Regions from separate parts of the Homo sapiens genome. Here region 1 is linked to region 2. The links are chromatin contacts, found by Hi-C or POLR2A ChIA-PET in ENCODE. All regions are on one chromosome and are shown on one strand. The core of a region is the stretch at or near the end of the contact, and the rest is flanking DNA. Distances in the headings are between cores, read along the strand shown.

Region 1 (2,943 bases), core at 78-2,577, 1.1 Mb after region 2:
GTATTAATTTTATAATCTAGAAAGAATTTGGCAAACATCCCCTCTGAAAAAAAAAATCAGAACAAAAACTACCCCCAAATAGGGAAAACTCTACAAATGGCTTAACTGTGTATACAGTCAAGATCCTATAACCTAGGTCTCTGTATCTAAAGGCAGAATTTACGTGTGAATTAATCTCATTTTTGTTTCTGCTGACTCCATAGAAACTGTGCTCTCCATGGCTTCCTCAAGATGAGCAAACAAGAGTGATACAGATTTTTCTGAGATGGACAGTGCCTCTCACTGACCCCGCCCCCAGTATCCTACGACCAAGGAAAAGAATCTCATGTGTCATTTCTGTGGGCCACGGTAGTTAAGGAAACTCCATGTATTTTCATCTGGAGCCTCACAGCAACCCTGACAAGTGGCTAAGTGGGGACAATGTGAAGCTCGGCTGCCCTTCCCCAAGGCCCTGGTCTTGACAGTCCTCAGGGGCTGGAGGCCCCCCTCATCCATGTCCCCACAAGATTTCTGTCCATGGCACCCAAGGACCCACTCAAATGGTCTTGAATGGACCTGAGGAAGACTGGCGAGTTATTGGTTTTATAAGCACAGTTGTGTCCGTTTACATCTACCAGAAGGTACAGGGATATGGCGAGAGTGAGAAGACGTGACACCTGTTAATACAAACTCTCCCCTTTAACTTGTCTTTCCAGAGAACACAGAATGGGAGACACCGCTAAAACAGGCCACGTTAGCACTAGAACTGATAAACTGAGAGCTAGGTTCTAGATAGAAAAGTTACGATGAAACATCCTCATCATTGTCAACAGATGAATATCTAAACCTCAGCTTTGATGTCCTCTGCCAAATGGATTGGATGATGCCTGCCCTTGCCACTCCACGGGGTCTTTGGGGATGAACTGAGCTACAATGGCGAGGGAGCGGGTGGGATACTAACTGGCCCTTCCCCTAGATAGGAGGCCATCAAGTGCAGAGCCAGAGACCGGCCCTGGGCCTCCGCAGGCTCCCCCGGAGCCAAAGAGAGGCCAAACCGAAGCGCCCTGCCCAAGGCCGCCCTAACGCGACTCTGGCCGCTCCTGCCTAGCAGATACCGGCTGGTGCCCTCGCTTCGGATGCAAGATCCCAGCTCTGCTGCAGCTTTCGAGCCGGAGGGACAATCGAAATGATCAAAAATGCCCGGCGGGCAGCCTTGGCGAGCGCGCGGCGGGGCGCGGGGTGAAGTCTCGCCAGGGCGCGCCGCGGCGGACACCGAGCCACACGCACTGTGCCTGCGCCCGCGGCCGCCCCGAAGGTAGTCGGTAACTGCGGCGGGCGGCGGCCGGGGCTGGACAGCCAGCCCCGCCCGGCAGGCTCGCAGCTCACGTAGCGCTAGCGTGAGTCAGCGCGTTCCAGCGCAGCCCCGGGCCGAGGGAGGGCTCCCGCGCGCAGCGCCAGCAGCCCGCACGTACCGGCCCCGGGAGGGGGCGCCTAGGTGGTTCCACTCGCGGGTGCCCTGTGCCCTGCAGTGTCCCCACGCCCCAGGTTGTCCCCCTCGAAAGCCACGTGGGCGTGGGGCTCGCCTTCCCTGGGCGGAGTCCCCATCGGTGCCTGCCCGCCCGGAAGTAGGGGCGCGAGGGTGACGGGCAAGACCGAGCCCGGCCCGTGATTCTTCCTCAGCCGGAGCTCGACCTTCTCCTTGTCCCTTGCGTTTCCTTTCTTTGAACCACACACTCGCTCGCTCACGTTTGTCCCGACTAAGTTGCCCCCGGCCCCCGCAGCTGTCATGAAGATAGATGGAGAGGTAGCTGCGAGAGCCCAGCCTCGGCGGGTGGTGCCCAGGGCGGACTGGGGAGACTAAAGACAGTAAAGGGCGGGTGGGACTCGAGTCCTCTATCCACCTAATCTCACATGCAGTGGGACTTATCATTCCAGTCGGTCTGCATTTCCTCAAATCTGCACCTGTTTAGTTACGACAACCAGCTTTATAAAAGGAAGCGGCCTACGTGCCTGACAGCTGAATGACGGAATTAGAAGTCATTCTCTACTAAATGTGTGAACATAGCAGGACCTCCGCTTAAGTTCTAGACCTACAGGGTTGCAAGTCTGGGCCTCCTGGGGGCAGGAAAAAATTCCAAGTCCTCCTTTGCCCCTCGGTAAAATGTTCTTTCACAAATTAGAGCCAACGGCACATCTGTGATGTGCCTATGTCACTTTTTCAAAGCCTTGCTCAGGGGTTGGAATGTCGTGGAGAGGGAGACGAGGTGGGTGCTTATGAAGGGAAAGAGATACATGGGGAAGGGGGAGAGGAAACGTTGATTAGGAAAGGAGCTTGCAGTCATGAGTAAAGTGACTGACAGAACGTTATTGAGCCTGTCATGGAGATCAGGCACTATTTGGGCACCAGTGACGCAAAATAAGTGGCTCCCCGTGGTCCCTGCTCTCAGGGTTACAGATGAGTGGGAGATATTAACTAAGTAGACAGTGAAACATGAGGAAGACTTAGTATGACGGTTCAGCACCCAGACTTGGGAACCAGGCTGTGCAGGTTCTGATGCTGGCTCTGCAATTTACAGACCGTGTGATCTTAGCCAAGTGAGTACCCCCATCTGTCCTCACCTTCTTGTTTTGGAAAATAAAAATGGTGAAAACGACTTACTTTTTAGGACATTTCAGAGGTCTAAATACATTAATACAAGCAGAGCACTGGAATTCAGTAGGCACCGAATAAATCTTGTTAATAGAATAAATGGAGGAGATACAGGCAGGGGCTGCCAAGCACAGCAGAGCAGGCTGTATGCTGTACAACTCCAGAAGACACGTTCGTAGAAGTGAATGGAGCTTTCTGGAACTGTGCAGTGTGGTGGTCCTGAGTATGAGTGATGTCTATTTTAGCATAGTTCATAATAGGAAAAAATGGAAAATTCAAATGCACTTATCTATAAATGTGGTATGTTCATACAG
Region 2 (2,700 bases), core at 180-2,679:
GAGCCAAAACTTTGAACTGGCAACTTTTTCCCTTCTCTGCCAGCCCATGTATATCTTGTCCATAACACTCTCCACTCCAGTTCATTTCTCATTCTCTCCTACCTGTAGAGTGTACTCCAAAGAGAACTTAAACACCATCATGCAGATTAAACACCTCTACCACGAAAAACATTTATGTGTTCCTTTGGAAGTTTCCAACTCCCAGCCCTACTTTACTGGAGTCGTAGAGACCGAATGGAGGACCCCTTTTCAGGTCTTTATTTTTTTCTTAAGCTTAAAGTCAAATGCAGAACCTCACACAGGACTGATGTTTTCCATCAGGCGCTTTCATTCATTCAAAGTGGAAATGCTTTGGGAGTCCTTTCTACTTGCCTGGTTGACACATGACTGACCCAAGTCTCTGCGTAAAAAGCTGTCCACACGCTTCTGATTGGTTTAGTGGAGAAAACGCTCTGACCAGGGTCTACCCAGGTAACAGGATTCTAGCCCGGGCCCTGCACTGAGTAGCCAGCCTTTCTCTAGGCCTTGCTGAACTGTCAAACCGGGGTGCGGCTGGGCTAGATCCCAGAGGGTGGCAGTCCGGTCCCAAGTCCCGGGACCCGAGTCGGGAGGGGCTTCTGTATGTGAGTTTAAACGCGCGGGGATTCACCTGTGAACCCTGGGGTCTGCACTCCTGTACGTCCGTGACTGATGCAGATGCTCCGGCTTTGGGAACGCTGCTGAGAGCGCCAGAGCCACAAGGTGCTTGTGCTGCTGCTGCACCGCCCACGGGGCTCTTGGGCCCATCTGCTTGGGCCAGCGCACCCCCCATCCGTATTGATTTCCGCTGCCCCCAAGGAGCTCCCGGGACTGTGTCCTGCCCCAGCTCGCTCCTGTGGCCTCCCAGTTCCTTTTTCTGTTTCTTTCTTTCCTCCTGGCTGCAATACTCCAGAGAAGGGAAGTGTTTGAAACTGCAACTGAGTGGCGTTGTTGCGCCGGCAGCCGAGCCTCCCAGTCCCCCAACGAGAAAGAGAGAGAGAGAGAGAGAGAGAGAAATTGAGAGAGAGAGAGAGAGAGAGAGAGAGAGAGAGAGAGAAGGGGGGGGAGGTGTGTGTCTGCGTACGAGAGAGCGCTCTGGAGCAAAGCAGCTGGAAAATGCCCAGAAATACTTTCACAGCGGTCAAGCTGGAACCCCCCGCGTGTCCTCCCCCTTCCCGCTCCTCCCGGCCTAGACCCCGCGCCCCCCGCAGGGAGGGTGTGCGCCCCACCTGCCACCGGGCTGCTCCGGGTGGTAGAAAGGGGTGACGGGGGACGGGGGCGGGGGCGGGTGGCGGCGCGGGGGTGAGAACCCGGAGGCGGCGGGGCCCTGGGCCGGGCTGCCCGCGGGACCGCGCGGCCGCCTCCCCCCGCCGCCGCCGCCGCCTCCCCCTCCTCCTCCTCCGCCGCCGCCGCCGGTCGCCTGTCTCCGCGCCGGGCATGCCTCGGGAGCCGGGGCGGCCCGGGCCGCGGGCGCTCTGCGGCGCATGGACGGCGGCGGCGCCGGGCGAGCAGCGGGAGGAGAAGGCGCAGGCGGCGGCGGAAGCGGCGACCCACGGCTGGGAGCACCGGCGGCGCGAGGGGACGGCCGGCCGCCCGCGAGGCTCCGGCCCCACTACTTTTCCGTAGCCTCCCCACCTCAGCAGCACGGCCGCCGCCGCCGCCGCCGCCGCCGCCACGGCCACGGCCACGGCCCCGGCCCCGGCCACCGCCCGCCGGGCAGCCCAGAGCGCCGCGCACGGCCGCACTCTCCCGCCACCCCACGCACACGCACACCCCCGCCCGCCCACGCCCCCCACCCGGGAGGGGGGAGAGAGGCAAAAAGTAAGAGAGGAAAAAAAATAGCAGGAAGATGGCGCCCACCAAGCCCAGCTTTCAGCAGGATCCTTCCAGGCGAGAACGGTAACACTTTTCTGTTTATTGAACCTGCCGCCGGGCCGCTGCTCCCGCCGCCGCCGCCTCCGCCGCCGAGGGCCCCTCTCCGCAGCCCGCCCGCCTCCTGGGCCGCGAGCCCGCGGGGACCTCGTCTGGGCGCAGCGCTCGCCCGGGGCCCCGCGCATTGTCCCCGCGGCGGCTGCGGCAGCGAGAGGCTCTGGCGGCGGCCGGGCTCTCTGAGCAGTCGCACCTCCTCGGCTCGGCGAATAGAGTGACTCACTGACAAAAAAAAAAAAAAAAAGAAGAAAGAAACAGAAAAGAGAAAAAGAAAAAGAAACAAACAGATGCGAAGGCGCTGCCGTGTGACGGGAGCAGCAGCGAGGGTGGGGGGCCGGGGATCCCCGGGGCCGCCGCAGGTCCCCTAGCAGCTGCTCTCGAGGAAGGGAATGAGGCTGGGGAGGGGGAGGGAAGGCGGCGAGCAGGGGGAGGAGGCGAGGAGCAGGAGGAGGAGGCCGGGGGCGGGGAGCGCGGAGCTCGCGCCAGGCCCGGAATGTGTCGCGGAGGGGCCGGCTCCGTCTCCGCGCGAGCAGCTAGGCCGGGCCGAGCCCAGAGGAGCGCGGCCGCCGCCTCCCTGCCTCCCGGGCTGCGCCCTCCGCTCGGCAACTTGTGGGTCTCCCGCTCTGCCCTCCGCTCTCATCTTCCCCTCCTCTCCATACCCCTCCCAAAGGAAAAAGAAAAATAAAGAAGAAAACCCTCAAATCCAAATAAGCAAACAAACAGCGAGATCCAAAATGTGTCAGCAGTTGGAGC

Evidence for each region. Hi-C counts contacts between places; a loop is a spot of excess contacts on that map. ChIA-PET counts read pairs that join two places held with the same protein, here RNA polymerase II (POLR2A). Pooled maps may share reads with other maps.
Region 1: a map of endothelial cell of umbilical vein shows a loop between it and region 2 (3-fold over the local background). The contact joins the enhancer-like site here to the promoter of NPAS3 in region 2. A Hi-C loop is called at or near these places in 1 of 168 maps with a recorded cell type or tissue (endothelial cell of umbilical vein) and 6 of 50 pooled maps. POLR2A ChIA-PET finds 5 or more read pairs at or near these places in 1 of 52 experiments (AG04449).

Annotation. Positions count from the first base shown.
Region 1 is chr14:34,058,929-34,061,871 of GRCh38, forward strand. EGLN3-AS1 (EGLN3 antisense RNA 1) reads left to right here. Exons shown (of 3, transcript NR_184209.1): 3 at 204-2,943. All of the region lies in intron 5 of LOC102724945 (a long non-coding RNA gene), which reads right to left. Among named protein-coding and RNA genes, the nearest start is that of EGLN3-AS1, 20 kb to the left of the region's middle. RefSeq lists an enhancer at 889-1,390 and a silencer at 1,289-1,648. Within about 2 kb of position 1,328, at least 30 of the 41 ENCODE cell types and tissues checked have a DNase peak (open chromatin) inside an H3K27ac peak, as active enhancers do.
Region 2 is chr14:32,937,450-32,940,149 of GRCh38, forward strand. NPAS3 (neuronal PAS domain protein 3) reads left to right here and starts at 1,430. Exons shown (of 12, transcript NM_001164749.2): 1 at 1,430-1,917. The coding sequence starts at 1,868.